Regions from separate parts of the Homo sapiens genome. Here regions 1 and 2 are each linked to region 3. Evidence: chromatin loops called from intact Hi-C (ENCODE). Cell type or tissue: MCF 10A. All regions are shown on one strand.

Evidence for each region. Peaks named below come from ENCODE experiments on the same cell type or tissue, not always from the same donor. Only the 100,000 strongest peaks of a DNase experiment are listed, where the experiment ranks them.
Region 1: a loop joins it to region 3, with 19 times the contacts of the local background. A loop is called at or near these places in 89 of 110 quality-filtered maps.
Region 2: it touches region 3 in a loop (4-fold over the local background); 2 of 110 quality-filtered maps call a loop at or near these places.

Annotation. Positions count from the first base shown.
Region 1 is chr22:43,343,057-43,351,056 of GRCh38, forward strand. It overlaps SCUBE1 (signal peptide, CUB domain and EGF like domain containing 1), which reads right to left and starts at 316. Exons shown (of 22, transcript NM_173050.5): 1 at 118-316. The coding sequence starts at 205. RefSeq lists a silencer at 3,458-3,603. In MCF 10A, a CTCF peak has its summit at 3,567 (motif pointing left); no DNase peak of the experiment used is centred here.
Region 2 is chr22:43,900,816-43,908,815 of GRCh38, forward strand. No RefSeq gene overlaps it. Among named protein-coding and RNA genes, the nearest start is that of PNPLA5, 13 kb to the left of the region's middle. RefSeq lists an enhancer at 4,348-4,848. In MCF 10A, a CTCF peak has its summit at 3,803 (motif pointing left); no DNase peak of the experiment used is centred here.
Region 3 is chr22:43,270,995-43,278,994 of GRCh38, forward strand. The region is part of intron 4 of SCUBE1 (signal peptide, CUB domain and EGF like domain containing 1); the gene reads right to left. It overlaps SCUBE1-AS1 (SCUBE1 antisense RNA 1), which reads left to right and starts at 4,948. Exons shown (of 2, transcript NR_134582.1): 1 at 4,948-5,017. RefSeq lists an enhancer at 6,726-7,226. In MCF 10A, a CTCF peak has its summit at 3,097 (motif pointing right); DNase peaks (open chromatin) are centred at 3,107 and 4,717.

The sequences.
Region 1 (8,000 bases), 72 kb after region 3:
GGGCGCGGGGCCGCGCGGGGCGAGCTCGGGATCCGCGGGGAAGAAGCCCTCCGGGACCGCGCCTCGGCCGCCCGAGCCCCCCGCGCCCGCCGCCCCCCACCTCGGTCGGGGGCTTACCTGGGAGCCCGCTGCCCCCGGCCAGCCGCCCGCGTGTGCCCAGGGCCAGCAGCACGCACAAGTGCCAGCGCACGGCCGCCGCGCCCATGCTCAATGCGGGCCCCGCTGGGCGTGCGGGCGTGCGGGGCGCGGGGACCCGACCGACCGGCCGCTCCCGCAGGCGCTGCTCGCTGCTCGCCGCTCCGCCACCGCTCGGGCTCCCGAGCCGCCCAGCCAGCCCGGCTGATGAGCTGACAGCGCGCGCTCATTGGCCCGTGGCGTCGGAGGGGCGGGGCGTCGCCCAGGGCCGGCCAATGGGCGCCGGCCTCCGGCCCTCCGAGGAAGAGGGGGGCTCGGGCGTCGTCGGGGGGACCCTTCCCCTGGGGCGGGCGGCAGGTGGGGGGTGTGGGCCTGGCCGGCCGGCTCGCTAGGCGCGGGGTCTAGGCCAGGCTGGGGCTGCTTGGAGGCTGCGCCCTCCCCTGCCCGCGGCGCCCCGGCCCCCGCCGTCGAGAGTGGACGCCCCTCTGGGGTAACCCCTCCCGGCCCAGAGGCAGCCTCGGGGGCGGGGATCCTGCGAACCGGGGATCCCGTGAGGTCGCCCGCCATCCGTGGGCAGTGAAACGCGCCAGCGCGCAGAGCAGACTCGCCTGCGCTGCCGTTTGCTGGACGTTTCTTGAGCACCTACTGGGGACCGAGTGCGGGCGAGGCAGCAGCGAAGGAACCGGGAGGGGAAACCTCGTGAAGATCACTTGAAAATTGACGTTCAAAACAAACGAACTTTTTAGCACTCGTCAAAGGACAGTGGCCCGTCAGTGTGCTTGTCACGGGGCGGCCGCAGGACCTGCGTCTGGAACCGGGCGGGCGCCCGGGACGGACAATGCCGCTTGGCGGTCGGTCCCGCGGGAGGCCCCCGCACGGGGCTAACCTCGGCCGGCGAAGTTCGCTGCCCGGAATGCGAGGCCGAGGCCTCCCCCTGTGACAGACCGGGCGGGGCCAGGAGGAGGGGCAGGGCGGGCATCCCGGTCCGAAGACCCAGGAACTGCTCTGGCCTGGCCTGGGGTCTACACCTGACGCCTGGCGAGGGTTGGCTTCGGGTCTGGTCCCACCGGGCCTGGGAGGGACGGGCGGCTGGAAATAAATGGCCCCTCTCAGTTCCAGGCAGGACGCTTTAAGGGACGAAAGTTCAGCAAACCCCAAGGCCCATCTCCTTGACAACCACCAATAAGAGCTCCTTTTTTCTTCTCCTGCTCTCCAGGCCCAACTCAAAGACAACTCTTTTCTCTTTTTGTCCACTCTGCCTGCACCAGTTTGAGCCCCTCCACACCAGCTCCCTTTCCTGCCCCCAACACACACACGCACACACACACACACACACACACACACACACACACACACAGTCACACATGCAGACACATGCTCTCACGTGCAATCACTCAGACACAGCCTCACACCCTCACACCCTCCAGCACACACACGCTCACACATGCTTCTTCACGCCCTCATCCAACCTACCGTAGACGAGCTCCTCAGCCCTGGAAGGTTAAATCTGTGTCCAGCCAGCTCTCACACCCCATCTGACTTCACATCAGCTTGTGGCACGGGCCTGGTGGCTGAGGCAAGGGGTCCCCTACATGGGGATCGGGGGTGTGGGGGGTCCAGAGATGCCCAAAGAAGAAGGAAGCGCTGCCTGTTGTCTCCACTGAGCCCCCACCCCATTGCTCCAGACATTTCGGTCTGCACGGCTGCTCCTGGCTGCTGGTTTAATTTGGGAGATGCTGTTGACAGGCTTTATTTTGTCCCCGTCAATTGTGTAGCTTTGAGTTTCTGCAGGGGGTGGGGAGTTCCCTCAGAACCACATATTATCTTGTGCATTGGGCAACAGGGCAAGCAGTGTGAGGTGGTGGGGGAGGTTCTTCCAGGGGGCTCTGACCTACTTGAAACAATGCCCTCTAATGTGCCTGGTCATTAGGCACCCCCCCGCCCAGCCCTAGCCAGGTGCCCCTCAAGCTTGATGGCAGCAAGAGAAGCTTCTTCCAGGCTCCATCCCCACAAATCAAGGCAGGAATGGAGGCAGGTTACTCTGTGACCCCTCAGCCCAGAGGTAGCTGTCCCTTGTACCAAGTTGTAGTCCCCAGCCTGCCCCCAAGCGATTGCTCAGGTCAAGTTTGCTGGTGAATTATCACCCTCTAAGGTGTGCAGGCAGAGAGAAAGTGGTTCCTTCTAGGCAGCTGTTGTCTATGTGGAGGACTCAGCGAGCAGAGGAGGAGGGAAATGGAGAGAAGACACACCTGTAAGCCCCTCACAGGTGAAGGAAAGGAGGCGGCCTGTGGAGCAGAGAAAGAGGAGGTCACTTCTGCCCCAGGGCGCCGTCAGGGAGGCCTCTTAGGACAGGTGACCTGGGCTAGACACAGAACATAAAGAGGATATTTGCCTAATGGATGAGAAGAACAAATAGAGAATCTGCCAAGGTCCATGAGTGAAGGCGAGGACTGAATAAGTGAGCCAGAGAATGTTCTGGAAGCATCTTGAAAACTGCAGAGCACTGTATGCACATGACAGTGATGTGCTGGAGGGCTGCGTGCAGAAACGGATGAGTCTGTTTTGCACTGCGGTGGGCTGGCAGGTGGGAACCCATAGCCAGGCCTCCAGCACGGGATGGCTTGGAACCTCTGGATGCCAAGCTGGGATAGTGGAGGCCGAAGGCTGCTGAATTGCACAGTGACTTTGGCAGGGAGCACACTATGGCTCCTGTCACCTCCAAATGACCTATGAGCTCTCTGTGTTGCAAACAAGTCATCTCTTACCCCTTTGGGATGTAAGGGATGACTCAGCTTTATGTTCTGTCATCTTTCTAACGGTCCCTAGCCTCACCAAACTGCTGCAAAGGGAACCCCACAGCTGTCCTATTTTTCACACCCCAGAGCCTGCACCCTTTCCCCTGCCAGGAGCACCCTTGGTTTCCCTTCTTCACAGGGCCCACCCCTCCTCTTCTGCCCATACCCTGACCCCTGCCTCCAGCTGGGTGTGAGGCTTCCTCTGGGCTTCCGCAGTCCCCTGGAGTTACCTCATCAGAGCTTGGCTCGCTCTGGGTTTTACCTCTGTCTTCTCCTAGACTGGGGGTTCTCGAGGGCAGGGCTTGCAGCTGATCTATATCTGAGGCCACAGCTCCTAGTTGGGGCCTAAGAAATTATTGCTAAATTAGTGAATGAACGAACAAAGAGACAAGGCAGACATCATTTAACTGATCATTCTTATTGCTCCAGGAAAAAGGAACAATAAGCCAAAGGAGGATTTAAGCCAAATCTTTGGCTATTTGACAGGGTCTTGAGAGTGAATCCAACTGCCTACTCCGTCCTGCCCACCTCCACGTCTGTGCCTCGGTGGGGAAGCTGGTCCAACCAGTAGGATGGCAGTCGTCAGGGGCCCAGAGTGGCTGACCTGGGGCCCTTTGGCTCCCCCTGGTGACGCCTCACACAGGTCTCAGTGGAAGAGGAGGGAAGGAAGCTCCCCTCTTGCTTCCTTCCAGGTACACCCTCTCGGACCCAACCCCAGCGGCCGACCCCAGTCCTCAGCACTGGGAAAGCCAGAGGCCCTGGACCCGGCAGGTCTGCTCTCAGACCACACCCTGTAACCTTAGCTAAATCTACTGACATCTCTGTGGGTTCAGGTTCCTCCTCTGTATAGGTGACCTACCTCTTAGAGTTGTCGGGAAGATTCAACACAGCAGAAATGGTGTGGAAGCTCTCCAAACCTCAGTTTTCTCATCAGTAAAATGAGAGTGATGCTAGCTAGTGTTTTTCACTCACCCGTGGGGAGGATTCAGTGAGATCTTGTACATAAAGCCCTTAGGACATGCGATGATTATTCTTACTACTACTATCACTACTGCTAGTACTGGTACTGTTACTAATAGTAGCAGATGGTAGTAATATACAACCAGTTAAGAACACTTCACAATTTAAAAACTTCCTCATGAAGAATTCTCTTGCTTAATAATAGTTGTGGAAGTTCTTTCAGAAAATAAATTTCTTTGCCAGCATAAAATGTCATTACATAGATGTCAAGCTTCCATATTGATTCCTTTAAATGCTTTTGTCATCCTTTCTGTCTCTCTGTCTCTCTTTTTTTTTTTTTTTTTGAGACCCAGTCTCGCTCTGTCGCCCAGGCTGGAGTGCAATGGCGCAATCTTGGCTCACTGCGACCTCCGCCTCCCACGTTCAAGTAATTTTTGTGCCTCAGCCTCCCGAGTAGCTGAGATTACAGGCACACACCACCACGCCCAGCTATTTTTTGTGTGTGTGTGTGTGTTTTTAGTAGAGACGGGGTTTCACCACTTTGCCAGGCTGGTCTCCAACTCCTGAGCTCAGGCAATACACCCACTTCCGTCTCCCAAAGTGCTGGGATTACAGGCGTGAGCCACTGCACCCAGCCATCCTTTTTTTTTTTTTTAATTAAAAGTGAAATTGCATAATAGCCTCCTCTGGTTGCACATGTTTTTAGACCTTTGAGGGTAGACTTTTGCAATCCCTAAATGACCTTCGGCCACACAGGCCCATTTCTTGGCCTGACCTGTCAAGTGAGGGTCTTAGTTCCCAGGAACCCACGTTCCAGATTCTGAGACGTCCCACCTGAGTTGTGTCACCCAGCATATTCTGACCTGTTGCTGCTGTCTCCTTCCGGGGGGGTAACAATAGTTGACGTGTGTTGAGCATTATATATACCAGACACTCTGCTGAGATGTCCCGGGCGTTATATCTTCTAAGCTTGTGAGCCATCTCTGCTTCACACCTGCAGAGATGGGGACTCAGGCTGCCTGCCCAGGATCCCAGAGCTAGTAAGTGGCAGAGGTGGGATTTGAACCCAGGTCTGTGTGACCCCCCATGGCACACTCTTAACCATTCTTCTTTAATGAAACACACTCAGAGACTCAAAGGGCTGAGGGGCGTGGGGGTGGTAGGGCACTCCTGGCTGTAATGCTTCAAGTTTTACTTTTTTAGTTTAGATATTGAGAAAAGTGGTTTTCACATAGTGGCTGACAGTGTTTGAATTTGTGTTCCCACCTCTGCTAGTCTGTTTTCATCCTGCTGATAAAGGCATACCTGAGACTGGGCAATTTACAAAAGAAAGAGGTTTAATTGGACTTACAATTCCATGTGGCTGGGGAAGCCTCACAATCATGGTGTAAGGCAAAGAGGAGCAAGTCCCATCTTACATGGATGGCAGCAGGCAAAAAGAGAATGAGGAAGATGCAAAAGCGGAAACCCCTGATAAAACCATCAGATCTCATGAGACTTATTCACTACCATGAGAACAACATGGGGGAACTACCCCCATGATTCAATTATCTCCCACTGGGTCCCTCCTGCAACACGTGGGAATTATGGGAGTACGTTTCAAGATGAGATTTGGGTGGGGACACAGCCAAACCAGATCACCACCCAAATCTCATGTCCAATTGTAATCCCCAATGTGGGAAGAGGAAAGGCCTGACGGGAGGTGATTGGATCATGGGGGCGGATTTCCCCCTGGCTGTTCTCATGATAGTGAGTGAGTTACCACGAGATCTCCTTGTTTAAAAGTGTGTAGCACCTTCCCCCTTGCACTCTTCCTCCTGCTCCTACAATGTGAGACGAGCCTGCTTCCCCTTCGCCTTCCGCCATGATTGTAAGTTTCCTGAGGCCTTCCCAGCCATGCTTCCTGTACAGCCTGCAGAATTGTGAGCCAATTAAACCTCTTTTCTTTATAAATTACCCAGTCTCAGGTAGTTCTTTCTAGCAATGCAAGAACAGACTAATACAGTGGTCAAATTGTAACAGTTCATAACTCACAGGGTTGGTTTTAGGGATGACTCAGTTTTATGTTTTCTCATCTTTCTAACAGTCCCCAAATCTGTTGGAACCGCCCTTCCACATGCCAAGGAGACACAAAAGACGAGACAACACCAAGAAGGACTTCCCGGAGTCTTCCAGCGGGAGCTGGAGGATTAGCTGCTTTTCCCTTGTAGCCACACCACGTGGAGCCTTGCAGTGTACCAGGCACACCTCCACCCATTGCCTCATGGCTGCAAGTTCATGGACACATTTACAGGAAAAGCTGCAGATCAATCCTAGAGATAGCCCAGCCTATGCTCTTCATTTGACAGCTGGGGAAACTGAGGCCCAGCCTCATAGATCTGCTGTCCCTTGGACACATCCATTTGGAGCCCCCTCAGGCACCTAAAGTCCACCAAGTGGGCCCTCAGCTCCTCCTGCCCAAGCCTGCTTCTCTCAGGACTCCCAGCTGGGGTTGGAGGATGCCTCTCATCTCCTCTCTCCACTCCCCACCCCTTGTCAGCACTGTGTTCGTAACCTCTCCTCTCTATCCCCTCGCCCACTGGCACCAGCTCTCACCCACTGAGACTCAAACTCATAACACCAGAGTAGCTAGAGGCAGCTCTCAAAGGGCTTGCCTGACCTCGCCAGTCCCTGCCGCCAGTAGGACAAAATCCACTCAAGACCCTTGGACATGGTGCTCTGTGGGCCTCTCCATCCTCACCTGCTGTCTGGTAAACTCCCACGCTTCATCTCTACCCCACGCCTCTGAGCCACAGCTCACTCCATTCCCTCTTGTTGTGATGCCCTTCCCCATCCGCTGCCTCTGGAAGACAGACTCAGGCTCAGCTCAGGGGCCCTGTTTTCGGGCACCAGCCTCTGTGCTGAGCCCCATTTGTGCCCGGCGTGCCCCTCCACCATGAGCACCGGGAGAGTGTTGAAACCTGGAACCTGTCGGCCTGTCGACGTCTTCCCGCTTAGATCAAAATGTTGTGGTATACCCAGTGTACAGCTTAGTTAGACATCCTGGGCACCTAGTATCCCTTCCACGTGTCAACCCAAGCCCTCAGAAGTGAACAGGTGACTGGCTGAGCCATTCATTGTAATCTACCTCCTAGCCATGTAGACAGGGACACACAATGGCGCCACACCAGTGAGATGCCTTCCTTGGGATTCTCTAGGTGGAGCTGGATGTGTGTGTGGGGTGTCTTCATTCCTGTGTGGGTATGAAGCAGTAAGGGACTGGTGGCCAGAGCTGCCTGTCACTGTGGTCCTACCATTGTGTGGACGGCTTGCCTGGAGGAATGGATCCGCCAGTCAGAGAGAGGCAGAGAGGAGAGTTGGAGAGGGAAAGAGGAGAGAGAGAGAAAGTAGAGAAGGAGGGGAAAGGAGGAATGCGACACTGTTTGAGGCCCTAGTTGAGTCATCTCTTCTGCTCTTAAGACAGTTATGTTGGTTTCTGCCACTTGCAGCCAAAAAAGTCCTGCTCAATCATTGCACGGAGGGGTGGGGGGGTGGGGGGTGCTTCTGTGAAATAACGCCATTGACAAATAACAGACATGCCAGCCCTTGTCCTAAACACTTCACATATATTACAACCCTACTGGCACTAGTTGAGGTAGGTGCTATTATCCCCATTTACAGGTGTGGAAATGTGGCACAGAGAGGTCACACAGCAGAACCAGGAGTCAAACTTAGGTACTACGGCTCCAGAGTACATACTCTTTGCCACTCAAACAGGTATAACCATGATAGTCAATAAAAATGCTCCTATTGGCCAGGCATGGTGGCTCATGCCTGTAATCCCAGCACTTTGAGAGGTCGAGGCGGGTGGTCGAGGTCGGGAGTTCGACACCAGCCTGACCAACATGGAGAAACCTCATCTCCACTAAAAATACAAAATTAGCCAGGCGTGGTGGCGCATGCCTGTAATCCCAGCTACTCAGGAGGCTGAGGCAGGAGAATCATTTGAACCTGGGAGGCAGAGGCTGTGGTGAGCCAAGATCGCGCCGTTGCACTCCAGCCTGGGCAATAAGAATGAGACTCCATCTCAAAAAAAAAAAAAAAAAAAAAAAGAAAAGATCCTACTCTTTC
Region 2 (8,000 bases), 630 kb after region 3:
CAGTCAGGGAGAAAGTTGCCCAGGAGCTTTGTCTCCAGCACTCTCTGGGTACCCATCATGGGTAGGGGTGGGCCTGGGGGGCTCCAGGTAACCAGCCAAGGGCTGTATGGACAGACCACCCCTGGAACCCGGGCTGCCAAGAGACACGGCACCCAGTGGGGGAGGTGCCAAGCCTGGCATTGGCCAGGGTGCTGGACAAGCCATAGCGTGGCTTGGTGGCCCAGTGAGCAGGCAGAGGAGGCCACAGGAGAGACAAAGGCAGCTAAGGAGTGGGAGCAGGAACCAGGGCCTTGTCACCCTGCCATCACCTTGTCACCAAACCCACGAGTACCTGTCACCCTGCCAGGGCAGACACCTGAGAGGGGCTTTTTTTTTTTTTTTTTTTTTTTTTTTTGAGACAGAGTCTTGCTCTGTTGCCCAGGCTGGAGTGCAGTAGCACGGTTTCAGCTCGTTGCAAACTCCACCTCCCAGGGTCAAGTGATTCTCCTGCCTCAGCCTTCCAAGTAGCAGTGATTACAGACACCTGCCACCATGCCTGGCTGATTTTTGTATTTTTGGTACAGATGGGATTTCACCATGTTTGCCAGGCTGGTCTCGACCTCCTGATCTCCTGTGATCCGCCTGCCTCAGCCTCCCAAAGTGCTGAGATTACAGGTGTGAGCCACTGCGCCTGGCTGAGAGAGGCTCTTGATGCCTTCTCACTCACCCTTGGCTGGTGGCCACCTCCCGCCAATGCTCCTTCCTCAATCCTGACCCGGTCTTTGCTCCATGGTCCAGCCACCCTCCCTCTCAACATGAGTGCCTGCTGGTGCTGTAGCCTTCCAACTGGACCACCCTCTCTCTCCCCCATTTCCCCACTGGATTATTTGTGGACCAGCCCACCAAGGACAGCCTTCAGCTTCTGTGTTCTTCCAAGTGCTTGGCAGAGGTTGGAGCCCCTTTGTGTTTCCTGCAACCCCGGTTCTCACTTGTGCTCTTAAGAAAAAACTCATCTGAGAGTATCCACTTGTTCTCACACAAGGACCACTGCGCTCAGGTCACACAAATGCAGCGTGGATCCCAGCCTGGCTTCTGATTCCCCATGACCTTCAGGAGCCGACCCTTGCTCCCTGGTCCTGGGCATCTGTGGAGCCCCAGCTCCGAGCCAAGCCACCGGGGTCTCTTGCCCCACTTTCCTCTCTGGGTGACAGGCACCCTACCCCACCTCAGGACTATTTCTAGAGGCTAGAAATTCCCCTAGCAGGCTCAAGTTCCTGCTGCTCTTTATTTGGGAGCAGCTGCTTGTTTCTTGCTCTGTGGGATAACCTGAAATCTGACATCTGCCCCTGCCCATTGGCTCAGCCTAAATGCTCATTTCCGGGTGCTGCCTTTTCTGCCAGAAAGAGGGCCAGCCATTTCCACTCTGCCTGCGCCTCAGAAAGCCTGGGCAGCAGTCCAGGGCTCCCCAGTGGATTGCACCCAGCTTGCTGCCGGTGCGGCAGGGGTCCTGGTCTCAAGGGGAAGATGCATCCTTAAGGCTGGTCTGGTCTCTAGCTGCCCTGTGTCCCTCTTCATGGTTTCTCTAAGAGGCATCTGTTTTGCTCATCACAAATGACTCCAGGTCACTTTAAATGCATGTGAGGCTTTTCAGGCTGAGCCCAGTGGCTCATGCCTATGATCCCAGCACTTTGGGATGCTGTGGCAGGAGAATCTCTTGAGGCCAAAAGTTTGAGGTTAAATAAGTAAATAAATGTAAGACTTTTATAAAAAGATTACTTATGTGTTTCTACATACTGATCCACATTTTGAAAACAAATTCCAGTCGTTTTGGTATGCCTAAAATTGTTCCAATTTTGTTTTGTTTTGTTTTGTTTTGTTTTTGAGACAGGGTCTGGCTCTGTTGCCCAGGCTGGAGCGCAGTGGTGTGGTTATGGCTCACTGCAGCCTCGACCTTGTGGGTTCAAGTGATCCTCCCACTTCAGCCTCCCGAATAGCTGGGACTACAGGTGCGCATCACCACACCCAGATCGTTTTTTAAATTTTTTTGTGGAGAAAAGGGTCTCCCTATTTTGTCCAGGCTGGCCTCAAACCCCTAGGCTCAAGCAGTCCTGCCACCTCAGCCTCCCAAATGCTGGGATTACAGGCATGACAGCCACTGTGCCCGGCCTAAAATTGTTCCAGTTATAAAGATTGGATTTCAAGGGGGTGGGGTTGCATTAGAATCACCTTCCCCAAACCACGTGTTCCCTATGCTGCCCCCGACCCAACACACACAGATTCTCAAATACCTCCTCCTCCCCACAGCCGTGGCCCAGTCGCCTGTCAGAGCTGACGATCCTTACTGAGGACTGCGGTTGCAGCCCCCGGGGGCCAGCCTGCCCTGCAGACACACCGGGGTGGAAGAGGGTTGAGAGCAGGCCCTGAAGCAGCTTTTTTTTTTTTTTTGAGACGGAATCTTGCTCTGTCACCCAGACTGGAGTGCAGGGGTGTGGTCTCGGCTCACTGCCAGCTCCGCCTCCTGGGTTCACACCATTCTCCTGCCTCATCCTCCTGAGTAGCACCCAGCTAATTTTTGGTATTTTTAGTAGAAATGGGGTTTCACCATGTTAGCCAGGATGGTCTCAATCTCCTGACCTCGAATGATCCACACACCTCGCCTCCCAAAGTGCTGGGACGCCTGGCCCTGAAGCAGCTTTTATGGAGAGGCACAGTGAAAGGAAAGATTGGCTGAGAGATCATGGTGGCCAGCCGGGGGCAGAGGCAGTGGGGAGAGACAGGGCTGATTTGCGAGGGACGTGGTGGGGACTGGAAGGGCTGGGGTGGGAGCTGGGTGTGGATACCAGGTCAGGAGGAGTTGTTTTCGCAGGCCGGACTCCTTCTGTTCATTAAAAGTATTTCTAGGCCAGACACAGTGGCTCATGTCTCTAATCTCAGCACTTTGGGAAGCCAAGGCAGGCCGATCACCTGAGGCCAGCAGTTTGAGACCAGCCTGGTCAACATGGTGAAAACCCGTCTCTACTAAAAATACAAAAAATTAGCCGAGTGTGGTGGTGCACCCCTGTAATCCCAGCTACTGGAGAGGCTGAAGCAGGGGAATTGCTTGAACCCAGGAGACAGAGGCTGTAGTGTGTAGGGACCAGCCCCACAGGGTCGGTGGGTCTCTCCCTGTGTGCGGTGACGAGAGAGTGTAGAAATAAAGACAAGACAAAAAGATAAGAGAAAAGACAGCTGGGCCAGGGGTACCACTACCACCAATGCGTGGAGACCGGTAGTGGCCCCGAATGTCGGGCTGCGCTGTTATTTATTGGATACAAGGCAGAAGGGGCAGGGTAAAGAATGTGAGTCACCTCCAATGATAGGTAAGGTCACGTGGGTCACGTGTCGACTGGACAGGAGTCCCTTCCCTGCCTGGCAGCCGAGGCAGAGAAGGAGAGGAGACAGAGAGAAAGACAGCTTACACCATTATTTCTGCATACCAGGGACTATTAGTATTTTCACTAATTTACTACTGCTATCTAGAAGGCAGAGCCAGGTGTACGGGATGGAACATGAAGGCAGACTAGGAGCGTGACCACTGAAGCACAGCATCACAGGGAGACGGTTAGGCCTCTGGATAACTGCAGGCGAGCCTGACTAATGCCAGGCCCTCCACAAGAGGTGGAGGAGCAGAGTCTTCTCTAAACTCCCCCGGGTAAAGGGAGACCCGCTTTCCCGGTCTGCTAAGTAGCGGGTGTTGTTCCTTGACACCTTTTGCTACCGCTGGACCACGGTCCGCCTGGTAACAGGCATCTTCCCAGACGCTGGCATCACCGCTAGACCAAGGAGCCCTCTGGTGGCCCTGTCCGGGCATAACAGAAGGCTCGCACTCTTGTCTTCTGGTCACACCTCACTATGTCCCCTCAGCTCCTATCTCTGTATGGCCTGGTTTTTCCTAGGCTATGATTATAGAGAGAGGATTATTATAACATTGGAATAAAAAGTAATTGCTACAAACTAATGATTAATGATATTCATATATAATCATATCTAAGATCTATATCTGGTATAACTATTCTTGTTTTATATTTTATTATACTGGAACAGTTCGTGTCCTCTGTCTCTTGCCTTGGCGCCTGGGTGGCTTGCCACCCACAGTAGTGAGCCGAGATCACACCATTGCACTACAGAGTGAGACTCCATCTCAAAAAAAAAAAAAAAGTATTTCTGGTCTCTTCCCATCCAGCCCTGAGGGAAGCCGTGGGGCAGAGAGTTGCTTCTGGCTCATGCCGGCCGCCTCCTACCAGTGCGTCCTGTCTCGGCACTGGCCACCTGGTCAGAGGTGAGCGGCTCTGCCCAGGGGCTTGTCAGTCACCAGGGGAGGGGACTGTGGCATTGAGGACAATGGGTTGTGCTGCTAAGCCAGAGAGGCTGGCAGAGGGCACAAGGCTGGCAGGGGCACAAGGCTGGCAGAGGGCACAAGCCTGGCAGGGCCAGACACCAGGGGGTCTGAGGCCAGGGCCAGGAGGGATGCTTCCCTCCCGCACTCATCCATCAGCCTCCTTGGCCTGCCCCAGGGGGTGTGTGCAGGTGCATGCAACGTCACCTCCTCCGAGAAGCCCGCCCTGACTCCCTTTCCTCCCTCCCACCTGAGGTGGCCATTCCCTTAGTGAGGAGATAATCTGACAACCTGGGTTCAAACGCTGGTTCCACCTCTTAGCTAGCTGTGGGTCCTGGGTACGATGCTCTGGGCCTGAGTTTCCTCATCCATAGAAGAGGGGTAATAGTACCACGGATCTCACGGAGTTACTATGATGAGCATGACACAAAATCCAGGTGCACCTCCTGCCCTCAGTGCCTACGACGTAGCGTGCTGTCACAGTACACGCCGTTATAATTCGTTATTAAAGCCACAATTGTCCTGTGCTACTCTGCTAGAGCTCTTCCTATTTTTGATTATAAATTTATGTGTTTTGGCCACCAACCCAGAAACTTCCAGAAAGCAGGGACCATGAATCCCTCTGGAAAACAGTGTTAATTATAATCTTAGCAGTCACAGTGATTGTAACGCTAGCAGTTACTGTTTCTTGAACATCTACCCCATGCCAGGCGCTGTCCAGCATGTTCTGTGGAGACATTAATGGAATCGTCACAGCGACCCTTCCAGGGAGGAGGTCTCATCCCCACTTCTCAGCCCTGCCCGAGGTCACAGAGCTGTCTGTGGTGTTAAGCTTGCTTCATCTGACCCTGTGGCCAATCCCCACATCCGCCACACCATCTGTCTTCCACGAGGCTGCAGAGACTCAGTAAGTGTTGGATGGAATAATTGTTTATTTTTTGGTGGGGGCTGGGGGTGGGAGCCCAGTGTTTTAGATAATGAGAAAACAGATAAATTCCTGATAAACATGCTCCCAACAGGTCTACAGCGATGTGCTATAATATGTGTCCTTTAAGCTGTAAGAACTAACAGCAGAGCCCAGATGTGCAAGGCCCCCTCAATCTAAGCCCTTAATTATCATTTATTTATTTATTTTATGTTTGAGAAAGGGTCTTCCTCTGTTGTGCAGGCTGGAGTGGAGAGGTGCAGTCATGGCTCACAGCAGCCTCAAACTTCCAGGTTTCTAGCGATCCTCCCACCTTAGCTTCCTAACTAGCTTGGACTACAAGTGCGTGCCTCCATGTCCTGTTAATTAAAAAATAAATTTTTTTAAGAGATGGGGGTCTCACTGTGTTGCCCAGGCTGGTCTCAAGCTCCTGGGCTCAAGTGATTCTCTCTGGCCTTGGCCTCCCAAAGTGCTGGGATTACAAGCAAGAGCCACCACACCTGGTCCTCAGTTTTGTTTTGTTTTGTTTTGTTTCATTAAAAAAAAAAAAAATTCGGCCGGGCACAGTGGCTCATGCCTATAATCCCAGCACTTTGGGAGGCCAAGGCGGGCGGATCATGAGGTCAGGAGATGGAGACCATCCTGGCTAACACAGTGAAACCCCATCTCTACTAAAAATACAAAAAAATTAGCTGGGCATGGTGGCGGGCACCTGTACTGCCAGCTACTCGGGAGGCCGAGGCAGGAGAATGGCATGAACCCAGGAGGTGGAGCTTGCAGTGAGCCGAGATGGCACCACTGCACTCCAGCCTGAGTGACAAAGCGAGACTCCATCTCAAAAAAAAGAAAAAAAGAAATTCACCTCTGTAGCAGCCAGAAGCCTTTACTTTTTAGCACAGAGCAAATGGAAAGTGTGCCTGGGACAGCACGAGGCTTGGAGGTTCTGCAGAGCTACCCCAGGCACCTGTTTCATTTGGTCCTCTGTGTGTGGCTCAGCTGTGACGTTGGAGCTCTGGCCTTCTTATTCCCACTTTATAGGTGGGGAAACTGAAGCAGCAAGGGCGTGGCTCGGCCAAGGCCACACAGTGGGTCTGGGCCAGATCGGAGGCCTCTAATTAGGAGGTCTGGGCCCTAATTGGTGTCCCCTCCCTTTGCCTAGAGTAGTGATTGGGCCCTGCCCCAATGGGTGCCAACCTGTTCGGGTGCCAGGGTGCCTGTTGGTTCAGAGGGTTGGGGATGGAGTTGTTTCATGTCCTGCTGACCCCTCCCCTCTTTCTTCCTACAGGTTGTGCTTCAGGCCCCCCTCTTCCCAAATGGCATCTGAGTCCTGCGGTGGGCTGTGGGCTCTCTCTATACTCATACCAAGCAGCTGTGGCTCCTCCATGGGATGTGGTCAGGCCCTGGGGCACCTGAGAACCCTGCCCCATGTCCAACCTCCTGTGGGGGCTGGCCCAGGGCTCCACAGCAAAACCCAGGCTGCCTCTGAGCCCTGCCAGAAGGTGGGCATCAGAGACGCTTCTGCAGAATGTGGAGAAGATGCAGGGATGGGGAGTCCCCAGGTCCCCGTGAACTGACTTCTCTCGGCTCCACACGACGCAGAGTCTCCGCTCCATGTCAGCCTCAAGGCTGAGACTGGTAAAGTATGATTTCTACCTCCTGCAGTCACAAACCCCTGTAAGAGTTTGAAGAAAGCCTCCGCGGGAAGGAGCATATTTGTCCCGACTCACAATGTTGGGACCACAGCGCCAGGGGAACCTGCGGGGCCAGTCTCCAAAGTCAGCCCAGAACCCCAGTCTGCAGTGAGTGGCTGGGACCTCGCCCCGGTAGACACACTTCTGGGTGTGTTTAAAGAACGCTGGGTGAAATTGACTCCTGTTTTTTCAGACAATCCTCTCTCCAACAGAAGATTATGGCAGTGGATGCCCTTCTGAAGAGGGAAGTGTCCAGAATGGTTGAATGGAGGGTGTCCCCATTTCCGCAGCGACTGTCCCTGCGTGAGTTCTTGAGTTGAACATGTGTCAACTGGATGTCACAAGGGTTCACTTGTCAGGGGGTTGGGGTGTCAGCAATGGGGTGTCGTTTGCCTTTAAAAAAATTTCAGGCCAGGTGGGGTGGCCCACGCCTGTAATCCCTGAACTTTGGGAGGCCAAGACGGTTGGATCCCCTGAGGTCAGGAGTCCGAGATCAGCCTGGCCAACATGGTGAAACCCCGCCTCTACTAAAGATACAAAAAAATTAGCCGGGTGTAGTGGTGGGTGCCTGTAATCCCAGCTACTCAGGAGGCCGAAGCAGGAGAATCCCTTGAACCTGGAAGGCAGAGGTTGCAATGAGCTGAGATCTCGCCATTGCACTCCAGCCTGGGCAACAGAGCAAGACTCCATCTTAAAAACAAACAAACAAACAAAAACCCCACAAATTTCAGATACCTAAGAAGCCACAGAATGTTCAGATATCGACATCATTTTCCTATCTTAGATGGGCTCAGCTCTGCCCTCTGCCCAGGGGTGAACACCAAAGAGCTAGGACTGTGTCTTCAGCATAGTCTCCTTTTACAGTTGCAGAAACTGAACCAGCCAGATTAACTGTGATTAGCCAGTCAGTGTGGTGTGGACTTGGCATTCCACCTGGAGCCTTTCTGGAGACCTACTTGGTGAGGGAGAATGACGAGGGCTGGGGGAGGGGCCCAGAGAAGGGGCCGGGGTGGGGGCCATGGCTCAACCT
Region 3 (8,000 bases):
GGCCGCCCTGCACAACCCCCGCTCCCTTCCCACCCTAAGCCTTTGAGAAGGTGCTTTCCTCTGCCTGGGACACGCTCTCGCCCTCCTCTGAATGGCAACTTCTGGCTAGTTACTTGAGATGCTGTTTCTGTGTCACCTCTTCCAGGAAGCCCTCCTTGTTTCCACCCTCTCCACAAGTGCCTAGGTTGGACTGGGGCCATGCCTGGGGCTCCCCTGCTCCCTCCTTGCTCATAGCACTCACCACACTAATTGTACCTGTTACACATTGTCTCCCTCCCTCCAGATGGGGCATTCTCAAAAGGGCCCACACCTGAGTAACCTCTTTGCCCTCGTCCCCTGTACAATGCCTAACACTCAGTGAATGCACAGAAACCCAGTGAATGCACAGAAACCGTCTGATAAACACAAGCTCACTGGTGAGCGGCCTGGGATCAGCTACTCTGGATTTGGACTGTGTCGGAACAGGGGCCAACTCTCAGACAACGGTGGTATGCTTGTCTGCAGGCCCAGACCTGGCTGCCGTTCTGGCTCCCCCTGGATCCCCTAATTCCATGCTGACAGCATCTGCCCCTGGAGTGGCACACTGAGAGCCTCTCGCGGTGCGGCCTCGGCTTCAGTAGAAACACACGGCTCTGCCTTCCACCCTGTATCCCCCAGATTACATTCTCTGGGGCAAATCTAGGCCTGCCGGGAACCAACAGCTGGCGGTCCCGGACTAGACCCCCAGCTGGCCCCGAGCCCAGCCACCCCCAGGCAGCATCCCTAGGGGGTAGTCCCCTCTGGGAAATGCAAGTGACCAAAGACTGCGGGCTTCTACTTACCCAGAGCGCCCCTGTGTCAGGCCCCACAGTGGGCTCTTTGCAAACATTCCTAATTGAACATCTCAATGACCAAGTGCCAGGTACAACCAGCACTCACCGGACAGGTGAGGATGCTGAGGCTTAGACAGATCAAGAGACTTGCCGCCCCAGGTCTTCTACCTTGTGTGAGGGAGTAGGGAGCTGATGCCCTGGTGGCCACTCCATTGGCAGGCCCAAAGGGGTTCTAGCCCCTCCATTAAGTGCTCACCTCACACCTCATCAGCCCTGGTACCCACTTGGCAGCCTGGACGGTCCCTCAAGGGAACTCTGCTCCTCTCGTCGTCCTTCTCACTGCCCCCTCTGCTTTGACCAATATGCCATATTGGATGTAGGGGAAAGAGTTTATCCCCCAGAGCCTCTTGGGGTCCTGGGTCCCAGCTGGGTGTGTGACCCAGCAAAGAAGCTGGCCCACTCTGCCTGGTCCCCTTCCCACCCACTCCACACGCTCGCAGCACCGTCCCTTCTGCTCTGACACCGACTCTGGGCCCTCTTTCAGGGTTCAAAGGCTCCTGCCAGGCCCCAGAGGACTAGTCGTCCTGGGTGTGCACAGGCCTTGGCTCAGCACTCACCACCCAGCTGTTCCAGCCACAAGAGTCCACATCTTGTATTATCTGGCTCCCAACGCCTTCCACGTTCAACTGCTTGTGTGCTTACGTGCCCCTTCATTCCACAAATATTTAGGGAGTGCCTCCTTGGTTTCCAGCCCCAGGATTCCAGGCAGGCGCAGGCCTTTCTACCAACCAGCCCGCTCCTTGTCTGCGCCTCCTCCTGATCTGCTCTCCTAGGGGCCGGACCACAGTGAAGCCCGAATGGGTGCCCAATAAACACCTGCAAGGTGGTTGGTTGATGAGCTCACCGGGCACGGACATGGGCCACAGCTCCGAGAGAAATTGTCCTGCTTTGTGTTTACACGCAAGCAAAAACCAGAATGGATTGGTTTTCTGGAAAGCTAGAACTGGAAGGCGCCTTGGAGAGCATCTAGGTGAAGCCTCTCCATTTCCACTGAGGAGGCTGAAGCCCACGAGACAGTGACTGTCCTGGGTCACGCGGCTGTGACTTGCCCTGGTCACGCAGCTGTCAGTGCAGAGTTCACATGCAGCCTCCCACTTTCGGTCAAGCTCAGCGCTCTTTCTTTCACATCAAGAGGTGGCACACAAGGACTGCTGCCCTTGACCTTTCAGCTCACGCATTCCTTCACTCCCTCAATTGACAAACCTTTGCTAAGCACCAGCTGTGTGCAGGCCCTGGGCTGAGACCGAGGAGGAAGGGTGTCCAACCCCACACGCTCATTCTCAGTTTGAGACCCAGTCACTGCCATGCGGTTCACTGGCAGGCACGCACTGTGTACACAGATGGAGACAGACAGAGCTGGGACTGTGATTGGCTCCTGGCAAGCTTCTCCGAAAGCAGGATGGATGCCAGCCTCCCTTCAGCACCCTCTCCCCACCCCAGGGCCTTGACCAGTCCTGGCACCGGGAACCCCTAGAAAGCTGCCTCTGTGAAATGGGAGGTGGTTCTGTCTCTGACAGTTGGGAGGACCAAGAAACATTTGCAGAGCCACAGAAAGCTCTATGGGTTGGGCAACACCGAGGTGGGGCAGGTTGATTCGACAGCGCTGATTTGCGTCCCCATCCCAGCCCTTTCTAAGGCATGTGGTTTTAGAACTTGTTGTTGCCTAATTTATAAAGTGGGGAGACTAAAACCCTCTTTTTTTTTTTTTTTTTTTTTTTTGAGACAGAGTCTCACTCTGCCGCCCAGGCTGGAGTGCAGTGGTGTAATCAAATCACAGCTCACTGCAGCCTTGAACTCCAGGGCTCAAGCAATCCTCCTGCCTCAGCCTCTGGAGTAGCTGTGACTACAGGTGTGCGCTACCACACCTGACTAATTTTTGTATTTTTTGTAGAGATGAGGTTTCACCATGTTGTCCAGGCTGGTTTCGAACTCCTGGGCTCAAGCGATCCTCCCACCTCGGCCTCCCAAAGTGCTGGGATTACAGGTGTGAGCCACCACGCGCAGCTTAAAACTTTCTTTTGTAAGAGTGTTCAAGGGCAGTAACAGAGGTGATGGGCTCCAGCTCAGATCCCTCAAGCTGCAGGGGGTGCTCTGTAAGGCTGGCCCGCTCCCTCTCCCCTGCCTGCTGGCTCCTCACCTGGAGCCCCTGCCCTGCCTCGTTTCTTCCCCGTTCCTCTCCCTTGATTCCTGAAATTTCCCAGGCTGGTCACTAGGTGTCACCGCAATCAAGTTTTTCTGCCCCCACGGACCTGAGGTCTTGCACCAGAGAAGTCAAGAGTCAAGAGACTCACTCACCTCCTGAGCTTTACTCCCTCAAGGCCCGGGAGGCTGGAGGTGTCCTTCTTTCCTCCCTCAGGTTGCCAGGTTTAGCAAATAAAAATACAGGACGCCTCATTCAATCTGAATTTCAGGTGGACAATCAATACTTCCTGAGTATAAGTATGTTCAAAAGTTGCATGGGTCATACTTATAATAAAAAAAATTACTTGTTTATCTGAAATCCCAGTTTAAATGGGCACTCTGTATTTTATCTGGCAACCCTGCCCTGCCCTCCACAGGGACCCTAAAGGAAGCCATGGCGGACGGACAGGCTGTCTAGTGCCACCCTTAGCTCCTACTGCCAGAGAGCTCAGGCAGGTGCCCAGGCCATGGCCTGCCACGAACAGGGAAAAGGTCTGTTTTTCCTTTCCAGCAGGTGACGAGATGGAGGGCGCCCAGGCATGGGGGCCAAGGTGGTAGCATCCCAAAAGTGTTCCCACAGCAGCCCTGGGAACCCGGAAGGAGACAGTGGTAAGAGCACTGTGGACACACGAACAGGAGGATCTGTAAGGCTGTGAGCAGCGTCCCCGAGCCCCAGCCAGTGACTCTCCACCACTGTCCACCCACATGCCGCAGAAAGGAGCAGGGGCTGCAGAGCCACAGCCTGGGGCTGGAGTCCCGGCTGCGTCACAAGCAGTGGCGCTCACTTCCTCTCCCTCAGCTGTGCATGAGGGGCGGCAGCGGGTACTTCTCATGGCCCTTCGAGGACAAAAGGGGCTCATGGGCTCGGGGCACAGTAGGTACGTTTGGATCATCGGCAGGTACAGCCACTTTGGGGACATAAGCCAATTCCCGCCACCGACTCAAACTTAGTCTGGTGACTTGTCGCTGCACTCAACAGACAAACGTGTGGGCGATCTGTGATGTGCCCTGGGGGCACAGGAGTCAGGCGCTCTGTGATGTGGAGGCGAGGCTGGGCAGCGGGAGGGAAAGGTGTTCTGGAGCAGGAACAAGCCCATGCAGAGGCCTGGGGAGTGAGGCTGGGGGTCTCTGCGCTTCTGACAGACAAACTGGGGCTGGAGAGGCCTCGTGGAGAGAAGCCGGCAGACCTGCAAGCTGACCAGCTGTGGAAGGGAGCAAGGTGGGACAGCAGTGCAGGACCCAGCAAACCACGACGCGCTGGGCGTCCCTCTCCTGGCGGTGGGCTGGGCACACTGCTCTGCACGAGGGGTGTGAAGGCACTTTGTGAACGGATGATGCACACACTTCGGGCATGAGTCCCTCATGAGATGGTCTCATCTCCTCTACACTCCCATGCGGCATGTTTTCCTCTGCACCCTGCCCTGTGTGAGACGTGAGAAACACAAGGATGACTTAAACACATCCCTGCCCTTCTTGGGAGCTCATGGACTGGTCCTGCAGTAGAGGGCTGAACCATTTCAAACACATGAGTGCAAGTAAAGAGGAAGACGTGCACGCCTGCCTAAGAGTCAGAGACAGCTTCAGAGAGGAGGTGAAAGTGCGCTGGGTTTTGATGGATGACTAAGAGTTCTCCAGGAAGGGAGGGGAATGGGAAATGGCAGTAAAGGCAGAGGATGACACATACCGAGGTTGTAATCAGTAAAGGGCACGTGTGCCGTAACAGGGAGAACAACAGGCAGATGGGGAGGAACCAGGAGAGAGGAACTGGACTGTGGGAGGCCTTGGGAGGCAGGAAGGCAGCAGTGCCTGACAATGGAGGAACTCGGAGGGGGGCGGAGAAAGCGCCCCGGCTGCAGGATGCAGGAGGGAAGGGGGATGAGGCGGAGGTAGGGACACCAATTAGCAACCACAACCTTTGAAGAAGGCAGGGCAACAGGGGTGAGGAAGCTGGCTGGGTTTGGGAGGTGAGTAGAGCTCGGACGTGGGATCCGGTCACACTAGGATGTGGGAGCCACACAGGGGAAGGGTGAAGGCAGCACCCCAGCGCTGGTGCCCCACTGATGGGGGACGCGCTAGGAAGCACAGGTCTGGGAGGATGGGAAGATGCTGCGTTTGGTTTTGGGCAGGTGGGAATTCTGTAGCTGGGGTCCCCGTCTAGGGGACAGTTGGTACTGGGGTCAGAGCTGGAGAAGTGGCCACTGCTGGTCAGCAAGGAGACTCAAGAAGCTTAGGGGAGAGCTAGGAGAGGGCTGAGGCAGAGGAGGAGCCAGGATCGGGGGCTGAGGAGGAAGGGAAGAAGTCCCATGGGACGTACATGCTGAAAGAGTCTGGTGACATAATCAAGCAGCCACCAGGCCGGGAGACAAAAACCCACCTGGCTGGCCTCAGGCGGGTGACGAGGACCTGGGGAATGCTGCGGCCAGGGGTGGCCAGGCAGACGTCCCACCAGGAGATTGGCCTTGTGGCCACAGTCACAACCCAATTTCCCTAATGAGGCTAGGGAGGGCTCACACCACTCCCTAATGACCCAGGATGACCTCGGCTGCTTCCCCACTCTGCCAACCAGGCATCTGCCCGGTGGTTTCCGAACCCACACTCCAGATCTGCATGACTTTCCATGCGTAGGGCCTGTGCCCACAAACCCCAGGTGGGAAGCCAGGCTGTGGGCTACGGTGTAGGGGGTGGGCACTGGTCTGGAGCCTAGGGGCCTGGGACAAGTTCCAGCTCTGCCCCCAACATGCTAAGTGACCTCTGACAGGACACATGGTGTTTCCAGGGCCTCTGCTACTTCACTCTAGAACAGGCGTGCAGGCCAGCTTCCCTCCAGGGCAGCATGCTTTCGGTTCTCACGCACGTCAACTCCATGACCTCGCCTCAGCTTTTCCTGACTGCCTGCTCCCTACAGACCCCAGGCTGGACACTGGGGGGCCAGCGGGTCCTTGTGTCCAAGGGCATATCCTCACTTGGGGGAGAAAGGCCCGGGAGCAGAGACATGAGAGACAGGGCAGGGAGGCTGAGGGTGGAGGCCGAATGAGACAGAGGCAGGGATGCGTAGGTTCCACCTGGGGGATCAGGAGGTGTGCGGGGAAAAGGTGTAGAGGGTTCTCAGTGAGCGATGGTCAGTCAGGATGAGCGGGAGTTCCAGACAGAGGGAGCTGTGTGGGCAGAGGCCGGGATGAGAAGTTCACTATGGCTGGTTCATGACATGCCAAGCAAGGACAGGCTGCAGAGAACCACATTCCTCTCAGGAGCCATGGGAAGGTCTTGAGTGGGGAATGACAGAGCCAGAGGGTTGGGCAGAGCAGTGGTTCTGGCTGCTACCAGAAGGCTTGCGGGGCAGGGAGGCCTGTGAGGCAGCTGCCGCACTAACTCAGGCAAAAGACGGCAGCGCAGCCCTAGGCAGAGGGCAGCATGGCGAGACAGGGGCTCCTTGTGTCACAGGGCATCTGGGCTGCACAGCACCCCTGCCCCTGGCCCCCCATCCATTGGTTCATCAAGTGTCTTTGATCTTAGGAGGCGGTTGGGCCTGGGTGCAAATCTTGGCTTTGCTACTTCTTCACTACGGACAAGTCTCTTTGCTTTTCAGCCTCCATTTGCTCACCTGCAAAATGGGGTAGCTACATGACACAGACTGTTCTCAGGATCTGATGACTCGTGTCAGAGTCTATGCACTATGCTCAGCTATGATGCGTATGACAGCTTTGCACAGTTCTAGTGATCTGGACCGGGCTCTACATGAGGCGATGTCTTGTATATACGATCTCATTTTAATTCTCGTAAACAATTCTGTCATAAAATATATGAATGTTTGCCCCAGGACTTGTGGCAGAGAAGGACGCCAGGGCTGGGCAAGCTACCTGTTGGCCTAGCCCTCTGGGTTGCAGCTCTCCCTGCCCTGCACCCACAACTCTGGGAGATTTGAAAGTTCTGCAGCTTAGGGGAAATTTATACCACTGATGTGAAGTCAGTACTGGGGGTGCCCCTGGCGCCGGCTCAAGGCCAGGCCAGGAGAGGGGCGTGAAGCTGGGCTTACCAGCCGAAAGAGTTGTTTATGGAGTGGGAGGCTCATAAAAAATAATGGGCTGGATTTATTGTCCCCACCTTGAGGGCCATTCCGGACCGCACAGGGCCAGGACAGGCCTCCTCCGGTAGCACCATAAATCTCTCCAGTAAGCAAGGGAGCTGTTTATTCTCCTGTCCACCTGGTCTGCAGCAGGCAAGGGAGCGAGGAGAACCTGCAACCCCACATGTCCTGCCTGGCGCCCTTGCCTGGCTGATCTTCTCCAAGGAGTGGCTGAAGAAGGCAGGTGCTGAGGCTGGGATGGGATTCGGAGGCATGGCCACACCCTCTCTTTAAACAGGAAGTTCCTAGCCGTGCTGCCCCAGCACTCACAGTTGATAATGGAAAGCCCTGGAACAGGGCAGGGGATGTCTCTGGCCCTGCAGGAGCCGTGCTAGGGCCCCTCAGGTCAAGGCCTGGCCCAGATCCTATAGGAATCCCGTCCCAGGAGCCAATAGGAACCTGACAGCTAGGCACACTGATAGGATCCTATCAATATGTGGCTGAGGTGGCTCAGGAGGGCCCATGGGTCTCTGTCCATTGGCTTGTTTCTTTGAGTCTGCAAGTGGATGGTGCAGGGCAAAAAGAACTGACATTGGCCTCAGAATCCAGCCCCTGATCCTGAAGTCCTGCCCCCCCAGTGCAGCTCAGGGAAGCTCAGTTTTCCCTCCCATGATGGGGACATTAGTACTTATCCAAAGCATGTCACAGGGTGGCTGTGAGCATCAGGCGACCCTGTATGGAAACCACAGCAAAGCTCCAGGAGGGTGGAGCTGGGCCTGTCGAGGACACCTGAGCTGCGGGAGGGTGGGGCTGGGCCTCCTGAGGACACCTGTGGGCTGAGACAGGTTTGGGGGAAGGACAGTGTCCAGTCAGCCTGCAGGCCA